Linked DNA regions of Mus musculus: region 1 is linked to region 2. A link is a loop called in an ENCODE intact Hi-C map of the cell type or tissue named here. Cell type or tissue: gastrocnemius. All regions are shown on one strand. Links, peaks and the distances in the headings refer to the core of each region. The heading gives the core; the rest is flanking DNA. Region 1 overlaps Swap70 (SWA-70 protein). Region 2 holds the start of Swap70 (SWA-70 protein).

What was found. A loop is a pair of places that touch in the nucleus more often than their neighbours do. Peaks named below come from ENCODE experiments on the same cell type or tissue, not always from the same donor. Only the 100,000 strongest peaks of a DNase experiment are listed, where the experiment ranks them.
Region 1: it touches region 2 in a loop (2.5-fold over the local background); 17 of 42 quality-filtered maps call a loop at or near these places.

The regions. Positions count from the first base shown.
Region 1 is chr7:110,267,096-110,277,270 of GRCm38, reverse strand. It overlaps Swap70 (SWA-70 protein), which reads right to left. Exons shown (of 12, transcript NM_009302.3): 6 at 9,381-9,489; 7 at 7,190-7,371; 8 at 3,904-4,011; 9 at 2,470-2,636. Among named protein-coding and RNA genes, the nearest start is that of Gm32861, 16 kb to the left of the region's middle. In gastrocnemius, for the core only: a CTCF peak has its summit at 4,682; DNase peaks (open chromatin) are centred at 2,521 and 4,628; H3K27ac peaks cover 832 bases.
Region 2 is chr7:110,212,336-110,222,510 of GRCm38, reverse strand. Swap70 (SWA-70 protein) reads right to left here and starts at 808. Exons shown (of 12, transcript NM_009302.3): 1 at 602-808. The coding sequence starts at 700. In gastrocnemius, for the core only: a CTCF peak has its summit at 1,257; no DNase peak of the experiment used is centred there; H3K4me3 peaks cover 405 bases; H3K27ac peaks cover 694 bases.

The sequences.
Region 1 (10,175 bases), core at 1,327-9,326, 54 kb before region 2:
AACATCCCAGCAGCTGGCAGAGAGGCAGCAGTGCACACTACTGTACCAGGTACATCATGGACCCTTTCAGGCATTCAAAAGCTATCCCCTGGGCCTGGGATGTAGCTCAGGTGGAAGAGTGCTTATCCATCTTGTACAGAGCTCTGGGCTCAATAGCTAGCTAGTAACAGATGCGGTACATGTCTGTAGGCAGCACTCCAGGGATGGAGTCCTGGAGATCAGGAGTTCAAGGTCATACTCAACTACATAGCATCTTCCTCCTGAGGTCAGCCTTTCTCAAAAATAATGATAATAAGCCGGGCAGTGGTGGTGCATACCTTCAATCCCATCACTTGGGAGTCAGAGGCAGGCAGACCTGGTCTACAGAGCCAGTTTCAGGCCATCTGGGGCCACATAGTGAGACTATATCTTAAAAATAAAACTCAACTTTAGTTTGGTGACATAAAAACTCACAGACCCATATGGCCTTTCAGCCGACCCTTCTAGCCCATTTCCATTCTTCTGTGTCACAGGGTGCAGGCTTTGTAAGGCTCACCTCATTTCCTGTTCCTTTCGCGGATGGCGAGGGGATGAGCCACTTCCTGCTCTTGCCACCACGCCATGCCTTCCCAGCAATTACAGACTCCCCTCTGGAACCGCAAGCCAAAGCGAACCCTCCTTTCCCTAGTTGCTTTTCTCATTATCAAAGCCAGAGAAAAGTCACCACTGCAGAAAGCACCATCTACCCCACACACAGGAGCGCTGATACTTCTGTAAACGTCTGAGTTACCTGCTCTTCCGAGGCTTAATCTCTGCTGTGTTATATCCTATTTCCCTCAAAACTACCGAAACATGCCTTCCCCATAGATTTTGTGCATGAGAGTAATCTATAAACTCCCAGCAAGAACAAATCTGTAGCTCAAAATATGTCTAGTGTCACTCAGAGTGCCACTCTCTGGAAGTGAAATGGGATTTGCACCTTCTCCTGAATGACCTGCTAATGCCACTGTCAACAGCACCACTGATAGCTCCAAGTAGCTGTCGAGGGCAGAGGGCAACCCTGTGCAGTAGCTTCTCTCCTTCCCCCTTCCTGTGGGTTCCATGGATTGGACCTGGGCTGCCAGGCTTATGCAGCAAGCGGCTTTACCCACCAAGTCACCTGGGTGGCCCCAAATCAGTTTTTTCTAAACGAAACATTGGATGCCTTTTTGTTATGTTGTTTGGGTGTGGCTGCATGCAGAGGTGCACGCGTGGAGATTAGACAGGTTTGTTCTCCTTACACCATGTGGATCTCAGAGATCAAGCTGACCTCTACCCCTGAGCCATCTCACCAGCCCCATCACTTTTGGCTAAGTATACAACTAGAGGAGACGCCTTTTCCAGTTTATTTTCCATTTTTAATATTTTTAACTTATTATCATGTGTATGTGTGTGCTGTGTGAGGTATGGCAAGTGTGTGGAGGTCAGAGGGCAACCCGGTGAGTCCGTTTCCTCGTTCCTCCTTGACATGGGTGGCAGCGATAGAACTAGGGGCATCAGGCTTGCACAGTGTCGAGCATCTCTTACCTGCTGAGCCATCTCAGGTCCTCTCCTTTTCTTCCCGGGTTTAAACAGCATCTTTTGCTTCTCACATGAGGATTGGCAGCTGTATAAATTCTACCAGCTTACCTTCTAACTGTTCCCCAACATGGGGTGGGGAGCTACAGCTCAAGGCCCAGGTACATCTGTACTGCCTCCCACAAGGCCTCATGAAGAAGTAAACGAGACAATGGGTTAAACCAGGACAGCTCCCCATCCTCTGGCATCCTCCCTGATGTTACAAAGACCCAAAGCAGGGGCTGGTGAGATGGCTCAGCGGTTAGCACAGGTGGCTCTTCCAGACAACCTGGGTTCAATTCACAGCACCCACATGGTGGCTCACACCTGCCTGTGACTCTAGTTCCAGCGCTTCTAATACCCTCACACAGATGTACACGCAGTCAAAAAGAAAAAAATTCAAATCAAAATTTTTCTCTGAGAATATAAATATCATAAATTGTAAACCAGATTTTAAAAGTTCAGGGGTGGGGCAAAATCTAGTTTCAACTTTAAAACTTGGATTACATGTGAAGAAATGGTGGCAACCCCACACTACCAACAGAAAGTATATATATCTCCCCCCCCCCCCCCCATCCACCAAACTCTGTTGCAGCCTGGCCCAAGGCAGTCCTGCCTCTGCAGCAAGGGCCACTCAGGCCAAACTCAAGTTTCCACTACAGCTGATCTGGCAGATAGACGTTCTGGAGTAGAATGAAGTGCATCCCGGCAAACAGGGCCACCAGAATGCTCTCGGTACAAGGCCCTTAGACCCCCAAGCAAAGGATTCTGTACCCCACGATCAGAAGAAACACCCCTGCCAGCCCAATGTGCAGGGTCTCCCAGACTAAACAACAGTGTTAGAATCCTGAGCAAGCAAAGCCCCCGAGGGAGAGGGCAGCAAACCATCTGCACCTGGCCTGAAGCTTGCGCACAGTCTCTTCATCCTGCCGGGCCTGCCTCTCGTCCTCAAGAGCCTCCTGCAGCTTTAGGTACATGTCTTCCAGCTCCCGAACTCGCTGCAGATACTGCTCCAGTTCGGAGGACTTCTGGGCAACCTGCTCCTCCATCTGCTGTCTGATCTGGAGGGATGAGAGGATGGTGGTCTTGCTTAAATTGGGTGACTTTGTCCCACGGCAAGGCTCCCACCGCACCTCTGCCTTTCGGCTAAGGATGTAGGGAACGGGAGGGTACACTCAGCATCCACGCTAGGAGTTCAAGAAAATAAACTGCAACCCAACGCCACACCCCTGTTCTGTATGTGTTATCCTTTCTACTCTATACTTTTATTCGAGTCAAGAAAAAAAGGTGGAACTTCTCTTTACATTCTTTTCTATTTTAAAGCCAGAAACCTGTTTTCCAAATCTTAAGAGTGAGCCTTTGCCCAGGCAGAACAGCCTATGAGCTGCAGGTCCTACTGCCTATAATTCCTTCCCCATCCCTGGGCACTAACAAGTGCATGGCTTTCCCCTCTGGATTGAAGAGGAGTTAATCCCTGTTTTTAAAAACATAAAGACAGGGCTGGGGGACCGCTTGCTGGTAGTGTTTACTTCACATGTGTGAGTCACGGAGTTCCATACCCAGTACCCTGACACACATACTTTCAGACATGCTGGTGTACTTCTCTGAAGTTTATAAATTACGACACCAACATTAGCTCCCAGTGTTCTCGTGAGAGTCCCGAGAGCTCACAGAATGGCCTGTGCAGGGAACACACACCAATCACAATCACACTAGGGCTCAGAGAGGCAGAGCAGGGAAGGAAGGCAGCCGCACATCTTCACATGCATCACAGGCACCTTCCTGAACACAAACAGGAATCTCGCCTCTAAGCAGACCCTGTTCAGGCACAGGGCTCAGCACAGCAGCATTCCATGAGAGACGTGTGCTCCAGTAACCATCTGGCTCCACAGAGCAACTGGACCTTGGCGTGGTCAGAGCAGCACCCTGAGCTCAGACGTCTGTGTTCACTTTCCTCACTACAGAGGAGAAATGCTGTGGGTTTAGGCTTACTCTTTCACAGCTAGTCACTGTCCATACCACGAGCCTTTTGAGAATGAAAAGGATCCTGGCTGCCTCAGGATGACAGGGACACCTCAAAGCAAATGAAGACATGTAACCATACTAACTAAGCATTTATCACCCCCACAGCATACAATTCTGCTTAGGGGTGTGGAAAACAAGGCACCCATCTTTTCCCTCTACCTCTCTGGTACACAGAAAATGCTTAATAAAGGATAACGCACAAACAAGCACACAACCCCCCCAGCAGCCACCCAAGGCACAGCAAAGCCAGGATGAAGTAGCAGCCAGGCCTTCCAGAGCTGAGGCAGCGGTTCTCAGACTCACCAGCTTCTCCCGCTCCAGCTCCGTGCTGAACCTGGTCTGTAGCTCCACCTGAGTCTGCAAGCGTTTCTTTTCCTCGTCTGCCGCACGAGAGGCTGCTTCCTCCAGTTTCTAATCAGTCAGAAGCCCATCCCCAGAAAAGCAAGATTGTTACAGCGGAAGAGAAATTCTTGCTTAAGCATATAACAAAAATTAATAAAATTACTAAATTAATAAAAATTAAATAAAAGCTATGAGACCAGTCTGCCCAGTCAGCGCATAAAACAAATCCGGTACAAATGACTCGATGCTAAACACTGTACACAGAGAATCCGAGGAGACCACTGGATCATTATCACTTGCAACTATGCTCATAGTCTGACCTAGTTCTGGAGCTTTCTATACAGTGCTGTCTCCCACCACACTATTCCTTACTCGTTACCACAGCTCAGCTTCCAGGCAGGTGACACAGGGAGCTTCCTCAACCCCCACCCCCACCCATCCTCAACCCCCTCCAAGAACAACTGGTTTAAAAAAACAAACCACATTAAAGCTTGCAGATTATCCTAGCGTGTTGAAGCTGTACCTGAGCGGTGGAGTGCTTGCCCAGCATACACAAGGCCCCAAAGTTGATCCATTCCACCCTCAAAGGACAAAAGGCAAAACACAAACAAACAAATACACAGAAAACAAAAAGGCTGTGGTGTTTCAGGCACCCCCTCCCCTCCCCCAGGCAAGAAGGAAATGCCACTCCTGGCAGAAGAAAGCTGAGACAAGGGCGCCCTCTGTCCTCTGCTCACAGCCCAGGCTGGGTAAGGGAAGAGCTGCTGCTGGGTTTTCACTGGGGTCAAGGCTGGCAGGCAGAGAAGACAGGTCTAAACTCACTTGGGCAAAAGCTCCACAGGGGGAGAAGGAAACAGAGGTGACAGCAGGCGGTGCCCTCTGCTCTTAAGGCAGGACTGTGGATGGCTCCAAGTATGTGCTGCTGTCTCCACACAAGCTCATACAACTTGCAATCCTCCTGCTTCAGCCTTCCAAGTGCTGAGGTTATAGGTCCCTAGCACCCACGCACCCAGCCTTCCAGGGAAGTTTCGCTCAAGGAGAAAAGCAAGCACTGCAGCGCTCACCAAACATAACTTTGCTATGTAAGGCATACAAAGGAGATTTGGGCAGTGATTAAGAGCAGTCCCACCGGGAAGCAAACCAACCAGATTAGTTAAGCCTGACAGAAGCAGGAAGGTCTGGCTAGGCAGAGCCCTCTCTAAGACTGGCCTTGAGAGGACACGGGTCTGAACTTAACCTCAGACTGAGGCTGCTTCATTCCTAGGCACTGCGGAAATCATAGCAAACATCCAGAACTCAGTGAACTCTAGCGGTCAGTCAGGGGTGACGGGAAGGAAAGTCTACAGGGAGAAGAGGAGAGCCGTGTGGAGGGTCATGCCAGGTGACTGTGGCTGCGCACACCCCAGCTTGCTGCCCTAAGGAGCAGACTGAAGGCCTCGGGGGTCCAGGAAATAGTCCAGCCAAGTCACTACTAAATAAATAACCACACAATGGCAAGCTTCGGGTAGGGGTGTCAGGATCAGTATCCATAGTTCCCACACCACCTTATCTTCTAAAACATCCAGTTTTCAACTAAAAAAAAAAGTATGAGGAAACAGGAAAGTGTAACCCCTATGTAGGAAAACAGTCAACAGGCACAGCCTTTGAAGCAGCACAGGAGCATATCTACAAAGCCATTACAATAAATATACTATAAAAGAATGACAGGAAGTCACAGTTAGAGATATAATAGAAGGAATAACAATATTCGGTCAAGTGGAGAAAGCATATCAATAAAGAGGCTAATTAATTTTTTTCCATTTCAGTTTTTTCTATTAGATATTTTCTTCATTTACATTTCAAATGCTATCCTGAAAGTCCCCTATACCCTCCCCCTGCCCTACTCCCCAACCCACCCACTCCCGCTTCCTGGCCCTGGCGTTCCCCTGTACTGGGCATATAATCTTCCCAAGACCAAGGGCCAAAGAGGCTAATATAAAAGAACCAAATGGAGAATGATGAGCTGCAATGTTCAAGAACCGACTGAAGAGTAAGTCTTCTAGAGGACGGTGTGCACGCCGTGCACAGCGTGCACAGCATTAGGAAGCCAGGGCGTGGTGTGCTGGAGCACACCTAGGACTCCTGAACTGGAAGCTGCAAGAGGAAGAGCAGACGTTCAAGGCCAACTTCCCTATGTAGAGAGTTGAAGGCTAGCCAGGACTTCAAGATCTTATTTCAAAAAAGAATCAACTAGAGGGGCTCAACAATCTCTTTGGGCTACTAAAGAGATACACAGAAATTATACAGTCAGAAGGACAGAAAAACAAGAAAAATAAACAGCATCAGAGAATCTGGTGACTGTTACACACAATATTCTGTTCAACAGCATGTGGAACAAGTAAAAAGGGAGCAAAAATACTTGAAGAAATACATGGAAATTTTACCCAACATAATGGAAAACCTTGGTCCACATTCTATAAATTCTAAACAGATAAAAAAAAAAAAACAAAGACAGTGCCAGACATGGTGGCCTCATCATTCCTCCCAGGCAGAGCTGATTTCTGAGTTAGAGGTCAGTGTGGTCTACACAGGAAGCTTTGGGCCAGCCAAAGCTGCATACTGAGGCCCTGCCGTAAAACAAGGACAGCGGCAGTCGCAACACCACAGTAAAACCACAAAGAGACGTTGAGAGCAGCAAGACATAAGAACCTCCAGCAAACGCCACAGCAAGTTAGTTCCCCTCAGAAACACATGACTAGTCATTGTCACAAACTGGAATTCGCCATGTCTGGCTGCAGCAGGTGACTACAGAGCCTCCTGCAGCAGAGTGAACAGCACTGTTCAAGACAGCGGCTCTTCCATGAGCCCAGCCTTCCTGCCTATAGATCTGGGTCACCTTCTACTTCTCAGTTCTACTTCTGTGTGTGTATCCCACAGAGCTGTCAGAGCATGTGTGAACACACAAAACAACGGTTCAAGTCTAAGCCCTTTAGCACCATCTCTAAGAGGGACAGCTCAGAGCTTTACCCTTATAGACACAGCTTGCTAGCCCTAGGGCTGGACACCTTCTGAGAACTCAGCTCACCAAACAACTCCTAACTTTTGTGCAGAAAGCAAAGCTCCTGAGGCTGTGTGTGGCTTGGGTACCAAGCGGGACAGCGCTTCCCTTGCCGTCTCTGTCCTGTGCCCAACCTTCCTCACGCTTTCCAGCTCCTGTTGCTTGCGCTTCCCTTGCTGTTTCCCTTGCCATCTCTGTCCTGCGCCTAACCTTCCTCACGCTTTCCAGCTCCTGTTGCTTGTTTTCATTGGCGGCTTGGAGTTCCTTCATCTGCCGCTCCAGCTCCTCCTGCTCGGCTAGCAGCTTCCTTCGGAGCTCTTTCCGACGCTGGCGGGCTTCCTTGTGTGGTGGGGGGCTGCCCAGCTTCAACAGATGGATGGTGGAGTAAATGGCTAGAAGGAGAAGGAGAAAGAACAGGAATTACAACATATATCTAAACTCGAATAATATGTAACACCAGTCGGGGTGCGATGGTGCCAGTGAGCTCAGCCTGGGCAGTATCAGCTTCTCCAGCTCCCACATGAGAAAGATGTGCGTTCAAGTCTTTTCTGAGTCCAGGTCCACAGCTGTGCACCTGTGCTTACAGACACTTCACTGGAAACACACTACACACTACATACACCCACACACACTTTCTAAGACAGAGCTTCATTAGATAGCCCAGTTTGGTCTGTCCTCAAACTCAGAGCAACCCTGCTGTCTTTGGTTACCAAGTGCTGATACCACATACCTGGCCCTTTCCTACTCCCCAAAATGCTAGATAAGGACAGGCAAGATGACTCAGCATGCAAAGACACTTAGCTGTGAAAGCCTGGACCAGTTTAATCCTTGGGATCCACACATGAGATGTGGCAATATATGCCCATACACACACATCATCAGCACACATACACATAACAACAGTTTTTAAAGCCAAGAAAAATTAAGGCACACTAAGGGCAGAGAATCAAAGTTCTTAGCATCTGATGTGCAGTCTATTACACAGACTCTGCCCTCAGCTATGTCTATGAAATCACTTCCCTCCCTATATGTAAATACATATCACAGTAGTTACCATTTATTATATAGCATAGCACACAAAGGACTTCCTAAGACACATATATTGCAGATGAACACTGTCTGCATACATATATCACATTTCATATAAAATCTCATTTCTTTCTGTTTTTTTTTAATTTATCTTATGTTTATGAGTAGTTTGCCTGCCTGTATGTTTGTGCGCCATGCGTGTATCTGATCCCCGAGAAGGTAGAGGAAGGGTGTCGGACGCCCTGGGACCTGTAGGTATTGAACATCATTTAGGGGACCAGCCAGTGCTGTTCATCACTGAGCCATCCATCTCTCTAGCCCCTTTTCTGGTTTGACTCTGTAAGTGAAGTTGCCCTGAAACCTATTATGTAGTGCAGACTGGCTCTGAATCAACAGCAATCTACCGCCTCTGCCTCCTGGTGGCATCACTGGCACAACCTACCACACCTGGCTCTTGGTGTTTTCAACTACTTAAATGTAATGTCTTGTTAACTAATACCTATTGTTCAAATTCGAGAAGCATGAACAGACAGACATCCAGGAAGTGTTTCTGCCTACTCTTGCCCTGGGCTTCCTGCCCATCAGCAACCAGTGCTAACAGTCTATTGTGCTCCTTCTGAGATCATTTAAGCAAATGAGTAAGGCTACATCATCCACTTCTTTTTAAATGCTAACACGATGCTCTCTCCTCAAGCTATCGGTTTCTTGAGTTACAAAACCACTCCATAAATTCCTTTTCCATCTTGTGCATGACCAAAATCTCAACATTCACTAACATTTTTCATATGCCTAGAGGAAAATTCCATACTCTTTCAAGAATTAGGGCAGTAAAACCTAAAATATAGTTTAGTCCCCACAAAGTCAAACAAACTGGCCAAAAAAATTTAAAAAGGGAACTTATGCCAGGCAGTAGTAGCACACGCCTGCAATCCCAGCACTTGGGAGGCAGAGGCAGGCAGATCTCTGAGTTCGAGGCCAGCCTGGTCTACAGAGTGAGTTCCAGGACAGCCAGGGCTACACAGAGAAACCCTGACTCGAACCCCCGCCCCCCAAAAAAGGGGAACTTATGTTTCCTTGGTTTTGTTTCTCATGTGGCAATCGCCATGACATAAGGAAACAAACTGTGCCAGTGTCTAGGCGAGGTTTGAAAACACAAAGTTGGAGCACTCACGGTTTTGGTTTTTGGGGATTGTTGTTGTTGTTGCTGTTGTTTTGTTTTTCCCTGTCAGGGTCTCTAGAAGCACAGGCTGGCGTGGCACTCCGTGTAGAGAGCTCCTACCCCTCCCTGTCTACCTCCCAGTGCTGGGACTAAAAGCCTATACCATGCCCACCTTCTGCTCCCTGTTGTGGAAAATAATAAAAAATGTCCTACCCTGAATCCATTCTTGTTTCTTCTTCTTATCTGAGGCACTGATTTCAAAGGTCTTATCAAAGCATTTTATTAGAAAAAGACATTTCTTTCCATCTTTGTCAGGCAGAGACTAAAACAGAAACCATAATTAGTTCTTTAAATTTTTATTCTTTTTGTTTGTATTAGATTATTTTAAAAGCAGCTGAGGGAAGAGAAAAGGAAGAAAGAAAGAGACTTGGTCTGACCTTAGGTGGGACCATGCTTATTCATGGCAAGGTGGCATCTCTGTCACCCACATATGTGGATGCCAAAATGTTCAGAGGAAGATAGGATGTGGCCTCTTGTTGAGGTGGAAATGACTTCCATAGTTCCAAGGAAGCTGGGAAGTGTAGTCCATCAGCAGGAAACTACCATTTTGTTTATGGAGACAGGGTCTCACAACGTAGACTAGGAGGATCTTGAATTCACGACCCTTCAGCCCCAGCCTCCTAAATGCTGGGATTACAGGCATGTGTCACACCACACCTGGCTTAGTTTTCTTCTGATGTATTTCAATTAATCTCTTAACATGTAAGTCTAACTGAAACTCAGTGCCAAAAGAAAAACACCTAAAAATGCAAATGTCTGACTACTAAAGCTGTCCCCAGGCAGCCTCCTGTGTGGTCACAGTGACCTCTGACTGAGATGCCACATCTACATAAGATGAATACAATACCCAGTAAGGACAAGGAGACCCATGCTCTTTGCTTGCACTCTAGCAGTTGAGAGTGTCCCCTGCAGGAACCCTAGAAGGGACAGCACATATAGGAGACCTCT
Region 2 (10,175 bases), core at 1,013-9,012:
GGAAATTTTTTTTCTTAGAAGAGGCTAAGAAAACCCAGTCATTCAGATCCAAAATGTGTATATTTTAAAAATGCCTGTTGAATGGCTCCTCTTGTCTGTTTCTATATTTCAGGCTTTTCAAGACGCTGCCAATTTCTCCTGGCTGGGTGCCACTTTGGGGTTTACTCGACTTACAAGTATCCCTTTATGCGTACCTCATACTCTGGAGTCTTTAGGCAGCCCTGAGGAGGACTCTGCAAAAGCAATGGCCTTTGCAGGGAGCCCGTAAGACCCGGGGCCGCTCCGCACGCGCTCTCACTGGCCCCAAGGTCTGCGGACGCCGGGGCGGGGAGGCTCTGCTCAGCGTCCCGGAGGCGAGCCTGAGGCTCCCGGGCCCCCATACAGCCCGTGGCGGGGGGAGACGCTCTGCGGGTCCCGCGGCGCCTCTCGGAGCGCACCTCGGCCGTCGCGGGAGCCGCAGGAGCGCGTCCACCCCCGCGCACCGCCCGGAGGCCTGAGGAAGAGTGAGGACCGCCGCCCCGCCACATTCCCAAGCAGCCCTCCCTGCGGACACCGCCGCGGGTCCCGTGCCCTACAGGAAGAGCGCCGGCAGGGGGCTCACCTTGAGTTGCGACTTGGAGACCTTGCCGCTGCGGTCCAGGTCGAGCGCGGTGAAGGCGTGCCAAATGGCTTTGAGCAGTTCGTCTTTCAAGCCCCTCATGGCCGCGGCCGCGCTGCCCTAACAGACCTGGTCAGCCCAGTCGGCAACTCAGCGCCTCTGCCTCCTGCAGGATCCCCACAGAAGACTCGGCCCGCCGCGCGGTCACCTGACCGCTGCAGGCCCCGCCCTCCCAAAGGGCACACCCCTCTGGTCCCGCCCCTCCGTCTTACCAACCAGCCCTGGGATACCCTCTGCCCACTACGGGGACGTAAACAACACGCAAAGTCCTTGTGGTGGGTTTCCACACCAACTCAGGCCATTTTCAAAGCTCGCATGTGCTCCCAAAGGAATGCCCACCAGCCCGAGGAACACTCAAGACTGGAGTGATCAGCCACTGAGGCTTTTGCAGGAGTCTCACAGTTATTAAAGGAGTCTTGGTTCAGTCCTGGGATGGAGTCACGGTCTTAAGAGGCCAGACAAGACCCCGAAAAATGTCCAGGCAGAGCCTGGAATGCTCAGTCCCAAATCAGGAAGGATAAAGAAGGAGACAGAAACAAAAATAGAAATCTAAGAAAGTTGCTTCATGCACTTTGCAAATATGCATTGATGGCCCTCTGTAGTGGCCTCTAGGGGCAGAGCAACAAGTTTTAAGAAGAGTTAAGAAGTCAATGATAGGCTTATAAAGGCTCATAGATAAAGGCTCTTGATGCCAAACCTAACGATTTTGAGTTCTCTCTCCTAAACCCACATAGGGGAATGAGAATCGCAAGTCGTCTCCTGACTTCCACCGCATGCCCACACACCTACAATAAATAAATAAATAAATAAATAAATGAGTAAAATAGAAGTTAATAAGCCCAGCAACATTTTCTTTCTAACCTCTGCCGCTTAGGATCAGTTCACATCCTAGGAAGAGCTTCACGGAGGTAAAGTTGCTGTCGCTGGTGGATTGTGCTCCCATTATTGGAAATCATGCAAATCACTCCATCTATTTTAATAATGAGAATGGTTGACCACTTAAAAGAATCCATCCAGACCTAGAGAAGTGCCCAGATGGCATCTCTTACACTTGAACTCTTCTGACTTCAAATTCTCCACAAATAGAAAGAGCATAGATACCAGATGGTCCAGAAGGCTCTTTCCCACTGCCTGGGGTAGTGACTGTGACTGGGTAACTTGAATCTCATCACAATAGCACAATCCTTAGACACTATGGAAAGGATAACTATCAAAAGTCAAAAGCAGGGGATTCCCAGATCAAAGTGTAGTTTATTTTTCCTCTTTAAAGTTCCTTTGGGCCTATGGTGTAGCTCAGTTGGTAGAGCTCTTATCTAACATGTACAAAGCCCTGAATTTATCCTTAGCACTACACGGTGCTAGACCAGGCATGGTGGTGCATGTCTGTAATCCCAGCGCTTGGAATTCAGAAGTCCAATGACATCCTTAGCTACATATGGAGGTTGAAGCTAGCCAGGACTAAATGAAACCCTGCCTGTAAATTAATAAACTTCTTGATGTCCACATATGTCTTATTTTAAAGGGGACAGGAGAGATAAACTAATTTGGAAAGAGTCAAAAAAAAAGAAAAAAAAAGAATAAGCTGCATCAATGAGTTTAAGGGCAGAGGGAATATTGTGATCATAAAAAGAGAAAGAGCTATAAGAATATGTTCTATCTGGGTGTGGGGGAAGGGGGTACCTCTGCGGGCCCATGCCAAGGCATCCCTTCCCCCTGAGAGACCAGCCACACAGCATGGTATAGTATAGAATAGAGTTTATTCAGGGCATGGGGAGGGGAGTTAAGAGAGTTGTAGAGGCAGAGAAAGGCAGAGAGAAGGAGAAAGTAGAGAAATGGAGGCCAGCCATGACCACGTGGAGAGAGGGGGGGAATGGAATGGAGCGAGGGGGAGCAAGGGGGCAAGAGGCAAGAGAGAGGCAAGAGCATATGAGAGCAAGAGAGGGAGGAGGGGCCAAGCGGCCCCTTTTATAGTGGGCCATGCCTACCTGGCTGTTGCCAGGTAACTATGGAAGAAGTATACCTGGCTGTATGGGGGTAGAGTCCAGACAGAATACCAACAGGGAATCACATAGAGCAGAAGGTGGGAACAAAACAAAGGGATCATGATGTCACCTCTTCCTCACTTTAACAGCCTTGAGGGTGCCACGCTATTTCATTACCACTGGTCAGGATTACTCTGCCCTCCCAAAATGTGGTTTCTATTGTTTCTCTTCTTTAGCTCCAGCCCAAGTCTTCAGTCAGCAAAAAACATGGTTTAACCTCTAATTTATTTATGCCAACTCAGCTTGCCCTAAATAGTGGCAAAACCAAACAAACAAGCAAAAACAAAAACAAAAAAAAAAAGAAAAAAACTAAACCAGGCATGGCAATATGCAGCTGTACTCGGTAAGGAGGCGTAGGGGATGGCTACGTGTTTGAGGCCACTCTGGTCTGCACAGTGCATTCCAGGACTACAGAGCAAAACTCTGCCTCAGGAGGGGAAGAAAGAGAAAGAGGAAAAGGGGAGGTGAAGAGAAAGAGAATGGGAGGGAAAGGAAGGAAGGAAGGAAGGAAGGAAGGAAGGAAGGAAGGAAGGAAGGAAGGAAAGAAGGAAAGAAGGAAGAAACCCTAATACTGAAGGTTCGGTTTAGCCACTGGATGACACTGAGACTCCAGACACTAAGCATATTTCACAGCCTTTACTCTGGGCTACTCTGTTATTTCCAAGTGCCTAGTTTTATAATCCTCTTTTTCTTTTAGGTTGCATAGTTGGTTAGTTAGTTTATTTGCTAGTGTTACAAATAAGAACCACCACACCTTGCTCCTACAGTGTCTTTTTTTTTTTAATCCTGCCCTGAATGTCATTCATCATCACTTACTTGTTCAATGTCTTACTAATTTCTCAGGTTCGTCCTATTTAGTTGGGAGTGAAACTATTAAATGAAGATCAGTAGGCACAAGTCATCTGGGGTCAGTTGGGAAGATGGGTGGTTACTACATAGATGGGGGCAGAATCTTGGCTTTCCCATTTAGATGACTAAATATGAATAAATATGAAGTTTCATTTCCTTGCTTGTAAAATGGAGTGGAGTACTATTATTTATCTGGAGTACTATTAAATAACATGATAGTTAAATGATTAGCATGATTAAATAAACATGATAGTAGAGTGCTATTAAAATAATGTGAGGCTTAAATGAAAACCTAGTGTGGCACACACTATCACAATATGGCTCATATAACGGATTTGTCCTATGGCAATTTAGCCAAACTACAATTTAGTTCCCTAAAATTCCACCCACCCCCCTTTTTGACAGTTTTTCACTATGTAGCTTTAGCTAGGGTTGGGGGAACTTCCTATATGGACAAGGGCCTGGCTGGTCTCCAACTCATAGCCCTTTTGTCTGCCTCTGCCTCTGCCTCTGCCTCTGCCTCTGCCTCTGCCTCTGCCTCTGCCTCTGCCTCTGCCTCTGCCTCTGCCTCTGCCTCTGCCTCTGCCTCTGCCTCTGCCTCTGCCTCTGCCTCTGCCTCTGCCTCGAGTGGTAAAATTAAAAGTATACATCACCACACCTAGCCTCCTCCTGAAAATTAAAAAAAAAAATTCTTTATATTTACATGTGTGTGTGTGTGCTTTATGTGTGCAGGTATCCAAGGAGACCATAAGAGGGTATGATATCTCCCTGAAGCTGGAGCTACAGGCAGTTGTGAGCTGCCACCATGGTACTGGGAACCAAACTCAGATCATCTACAAGCACAGTACACACTCTTAACCACCACCACCGAGCCATCTGGCCAGGCCTCACAGGGAACACATTTCAAGTTCTAGCACTCAGGAGACTGAAACAAGAAGATCATCAAATTCAGGGATAACTTGAGCTGCATTGTGAGGTCAGGGCCTGTCTGAGCTATATAGAAAGACCCAACCTCAAAACATGGAGGGAGAGAGGGGGTGGGGAAGTTAAGCCTGTCTCTTCCTCCCAGCCCCATGCTCAAAGAAATAGACTCAGATTCAAACATATTTACAGCCTTTAATCCCAGCACTCGGGAGGCAGAGGCAGGCGGATTTCTGAGTTCGAGGCCAGCCTGGTCTACAAAGTGAGTTCCAGGACAGCCAGGGCTACACAGAGAAACCCTGTCTCAAAAAACCAAAAAAAAAAAAAACATATTTACAAATATCTTGGCCATATCACTAGGCTCTTCTCTGACTGGAATTATAATTTACATTATCCCGTTATTTTCATCTACTTTCTGCCACATGGCTGGTTATCTGTGCTCAGGTACTGAGCGTTAGACTACTCACATCTTCTCAGGCAATGCCTAGCTCCACCGCAGAATTCTTTCTACCTCCCAGATGTCCCACCTTCTATTCTACCCTTTCCTATAGGCCACGGGTTTTTTAATGGACAGGTGATGCATCCATGCAATACACAAGACAGTCTTTCTACAGAGGTGAAAGAAGAAGGTAAGGGAAAGAAAGAATAAAGCTGGTGATAGTGTCATCCCCAAAATTCACATGCTGAAGTCCTAGCCCCCAATACTTCAGAGTAAAATCACATTTGGAGATGGGGTCTTTTTAGAGATAATTCTGATCTGATATGATTGGTGTCCACATAAACAGGACGAATTTGGACATAAACATGCCCATGGGAAGAGCACCATGCAAACAGAGTCACATGCTTCTACATGCTAAGGAACACTAAGGAGTTGAGCAAACAGCCAGTAGCTGAAAGAAGGCAGACGACAGAGTCACATGCTTCTACATGCTAAGGAACACTAAGGAGTTGAGCAAACAGCCCGTAGCTGAAAAAAGGCAGGCGACAGAGTCACATGCTTCTACATGCTAAGGAACACTAAGGAGCTGAGCAAACAGCCCATAGCTGAAAGAGAGACATGGAATACATCCTTCCTCACAGTCCTTAGCTAGAACCAAGCCTGCAACAACCTGGTATTAGACACTTCCCACCGCCTACACCCACCACCCACTTCCATTCCCCCAGCCCCCACCCTTATTCTCCCAACGCCTAACACTAAATCCCTCTTGCTTAATGCTGCACTAATATGGTTTAAGGTACTCATTCTGGGATACTTCATTACAATACTTCTAGAAGCAAACTAATAAGGTCTTATATAAAGACAACACCGGTTACATAGTGACAGAAAGCTCCACAACACTGTTGCCTGGAGTTACAAAACTTAGACTAAGAGGCTGGCCAGATGGCTCAGTGGGTAAAAGCATTAGCCACCAACTCTGAATCCTGGAAGGCACATTGAAAGGAATGAGTCAACTCCAGAAAGCTGTCCTCTGTTGGTCCAAATATTCACCATGGTATATGTGTGCCCACACACATACATACTAGTGTACACACATGCACCAAATAAATACGTGTCTTTTTTTTTTTTTTTTTTTTTTTGGTTTTCGAGACAGGGTTTCTCTGTATAGCCCTGGCTGTCCTGGAACTCACTTTGTAGACCAGGCTGGCCTCGAACTCAGAAATCCGCCTGCCTCTGCCTCCTGAGTGCTGGGATCAAAGGCGTATGCCAGCACGCCCGGCTATATGTGTAATTTTTGAAAGTTTAAAAATAGAAAGGAAGCTAGGAGACTTTGTCATACACCTTTAATCCCAGCATTGGGGAGGAAGATCCCTGTGAGTTTGAGGCCAGCCTGGTCTACAAAGCTGGTTCCAGAACAACCAAGACTATCCAAAGAAACTCCATCTTGAAAAAACAAAATTAACTAAATAAATAATTAATTTGATTATGATTAAGATGAATTTTAGTTAAATGATTGAATAAAATAGAATATGCTCATTTAAAAATACTTTAAGAGGATTTGAGCACAGACAGGAACCTGCATGAGTGGATAGTGCCAGGCATAGGGTATGTTCCTGTGACTTATTGACCAGGAAAGACCCAGAGTACCTTCTCCACAAACAGAATAGACTATGGCTATGACTCCTAGTTGCCCACTAGAAGTAGACTGCAAGATCCTATTACTGCAGCTCTGCTGCTGCAGAACAGAGAAATCAAGCTGGAACTAATCTGAGAGTTTCCTCCCTGTTCACTAGACTTGATAGTGCCAGAAGGTGTGCGGACCTCTGGGGAACAAAGCCACAAAGGAAAGTACTCAGCAGCAAGTCTTGCATCTTAGTTACTGTTTTATTGAAAAGACCCCACAACCAAGACAATTCATAGAAGAAAGCACTTAACTCAAGGCTTGCTTACAGTTGCTAAGGGTTAGTTCATGATCTTCATAGCAGGGAACATGATGACAAACAGTCAGGCATGGCTTTGGAGCAATAGCTGAAAGCTCACATCAGATCTGTAAGTTGCAGATAAAGACTGGATCTGACATGGGCTTTTGAAATCTCCAAGCCCACCTCCAGTGACACACCTCTTCCAACAAGGCCACACCTCTTAATCCTTCCCAAACAGTTCCACTAACTGGGAACTAAACATTTAAATATATGAACCTATGAGGGCCATTCTTATTCAGAACACCACACCCTGTATTCTCCAATACTGACTTGTCAGGTAAGAGGAACAGTGTTGTAGGTTGAGAGACCTTGCTTCAGTACATAAAGTGGAGAGTGATCAAGAAAGACAGCTAACATCAACTTCTGGGCTGCACACTCACGTAGACTCTCTCTCTCTCTCTCTCTCTCTCTCTCACACACACACACACACACACACACACACACACACACACACACAACTGGCAAGCTCAGAAATAAAGCTGCCTCTAATCCTTAGTCTTTGCCAGCAAAAGACAAAAGCCTCTCCAAGCAGGAAATGGTCAAATACTGAAGACTGGGTGTGCTGGCACATTTCACGGAAAGCACGGCCTCTGGGTAAAAATAGTTTCTGAGTTTTCTCAACACAGGGAGCAGTTCTAAGATTGAAGAGCACTCTTCTAATTAGAAAACAAAGCTCTGAGAAATCCTAAGAGTTTCATCTCAGAACTGAACTCCAAATCCAAGAAAGAGAAAAGAATGTTTTTTTTTAAGAGACTTTAAGGTGTGGCTTTTTGTCTGATAGAGTGAACTTCAACACTATTACTTGAAAACTCACTGAGGTATTTTTGGTTTTGCGTTTGTCTTAAAGTTTATTTATTTCACTTCGTGTACATGGGTATTTTGTGTGCATGTATGTATGTCCGTTACGTGCCCAAGGATATCAGAATAGAGTGTTGAATTCTGTAGAATTCTGGACTAAACCGCTTTATGCTTCCAGGGGGTCACACTCCCAGACACCCACCAGAGCCCTCTGGATTCACAAATACACACACACACACACACACACACACACACACACACACTCCAGTTAATTTTTGACATGCCATGACTAGCTCACAGTATGGGCACTCCTAAACCTTCCCCTGCTAGTGAACGCTCCCCTCTTGTACTCCTGAAGCTCCTAACCCTTCCCCTACTACCCCACGCCCAGGGGAAGTGGACAGTGGCCACTTACTCAAATTCTTACATGGCTGGTTGGCTTTCTCTTCTGCAGCTCTTACGCCCTATACTTCTCCCCGAGTCACGGTAATCCCCTCTCTTCCTTTCTCCCAGTTCCTAGCTCACACAAATCTAAAGGTCCCACCTCAGTCTACCTGCCCAGCCATTGGTTGTTTATTGATCAATCAAAAAACAACTGGAGATGAGGACCCTTCAGCATTTGGAAAGCAGATTCCCAGCCTGGGGGAGCTGGATTAATTCAAAGCACTGGAGCCAATCACCAACAGAACCCCCTGGAACGGGAGTTATAGATGGATGGGAAGCACCATGTGGAATCTGGGAACCAAACCTGGTTTCTCTAGCTCCAAAAGCAGCAAATTCTCCTAACCACCGAGCCATCTCTCTAGCCCCTTTCATTGTGCTTTTAATTTACTTTTATAGGTAGAAGCATTATCAATTTAGACTGAAAACAGATATGCTACTCAAAATAAAAAGAGGCCCCAGAGCACTCAATATATAATGAGGGAGGGTAGGCAGGCTGAGAAAGCAACAGGTTTGCAAACACAGACTATCTCCTTGGAAAATATCTCCTTAGATATTCTTCATGCCTAAAGGTAGTGCTAACAGGCTGAAGAACAGAGCCAAGAATCTCCTGTAGCAAGACTGGACATTAATCAAAGACCTAGAAATGAGTCTGGATGAGTTTCAGAATTCCTATGGACAAATGACTACTGTATGTCTCATGTCCTTTTTTCCTCCTTCCTGTTCTGAATGGAATTGTTTAATGTTATTTCATTCTTATATCATCATTATATGTCTGCCAGTGTTCAAAACAGAGTGTACAGGCTTTACTGCTTATCCTTAGAAAAATATACTTTTAGACTGGAGAGATGGCTCAGTGGTTAAGAGAACTGACTGCTCTTCCGAAGGTCCTGAGTGCAAATCCCAGCAACCACATGGTGGCTCACAACCATCTGTAATGAGATCTGACACCCTCTTCTGGTACATCTGAAGATAGCTACAGTGTACTTAGATATAATGATAAATAAATCTTTTTTAAAAAGAAAAATGTACTTTTTAAAATTTGTAATTATGCTATAGGAGGAGGGAGCACATGCATGTGCAAGTAACCATGGAAACCAGCAGTCTGTATTCCTTGGAGCTAGAGTTACAGGCAGTGTGAGCCACCCCAGTGTGAGTACTAAGAGCTAAACTCTTGTCCTCTGTAAGAGCAGCAAGGGCGCTTAACAACTGAACCACTCTTCAGCCCCTAGAAAGACCTATTAGCCGGGCATGGTGGCGCACACCTTTAATCCCAGCACTCAGGAGGTAGAAGCAGGCGGATTTCTGAGTTCGAGGCCAGTTTGGTCTACAGAGTGAGTTCCAGGACAGCCAGGGCTACACAGAGAAACCCTGTCTCGGAAAAAAAAAAAAAAAAAAGACCTATTAATGGAGCTAGTGAGATGTCTCAACAGATAAAAGTGCTTGCTGCCAAACTTGACACTTCAGCTCAATTCCTGGATCCGTATGGTGGAAGGAGAGAACCAACTCCTGAAGGTTATTCTCCAACCTCCACATAATGCCATGGCCCACTTGTGCCCACCAACATAAATGCTCATGTGCATACACTAAATAAATGCAATGGAAGATCTATTTAAAACACTGGCCTTTGGATAGCAACTGGGAACTTTGTCAACTACATTATTTACTTTTCTCCTTGTTGCTTCCACTGCTGGTCTGCCTTTTCGCTTCCTGGTCCCTCAAGCTGTGAGCAGCTCATAAATGTTGCCTCCTGCTGCTGTACCTTCCCCTTCCTGCCATAGTGGACTATAAACCACAAGCCAAAATAAATCCTTCCTGCATTGTCGCTTCTTGTTCGTTATTTGGTTTCAGCAACCAACACATCCATCTCTCTCTCTCTCTCTCTCTCTCTCTCTCTCTCTCTCTCTCTCTCTCCATATATATATATCTGAGCTGTTTCTCTCAGAATCACGTGGCCAGGCTATAAGAAACTAAGTCATACAGCAGAAAGGCTACATGGAGGGAAGGGATATAAGCCAATCTCCATATTTCAGCCACACCAGCCC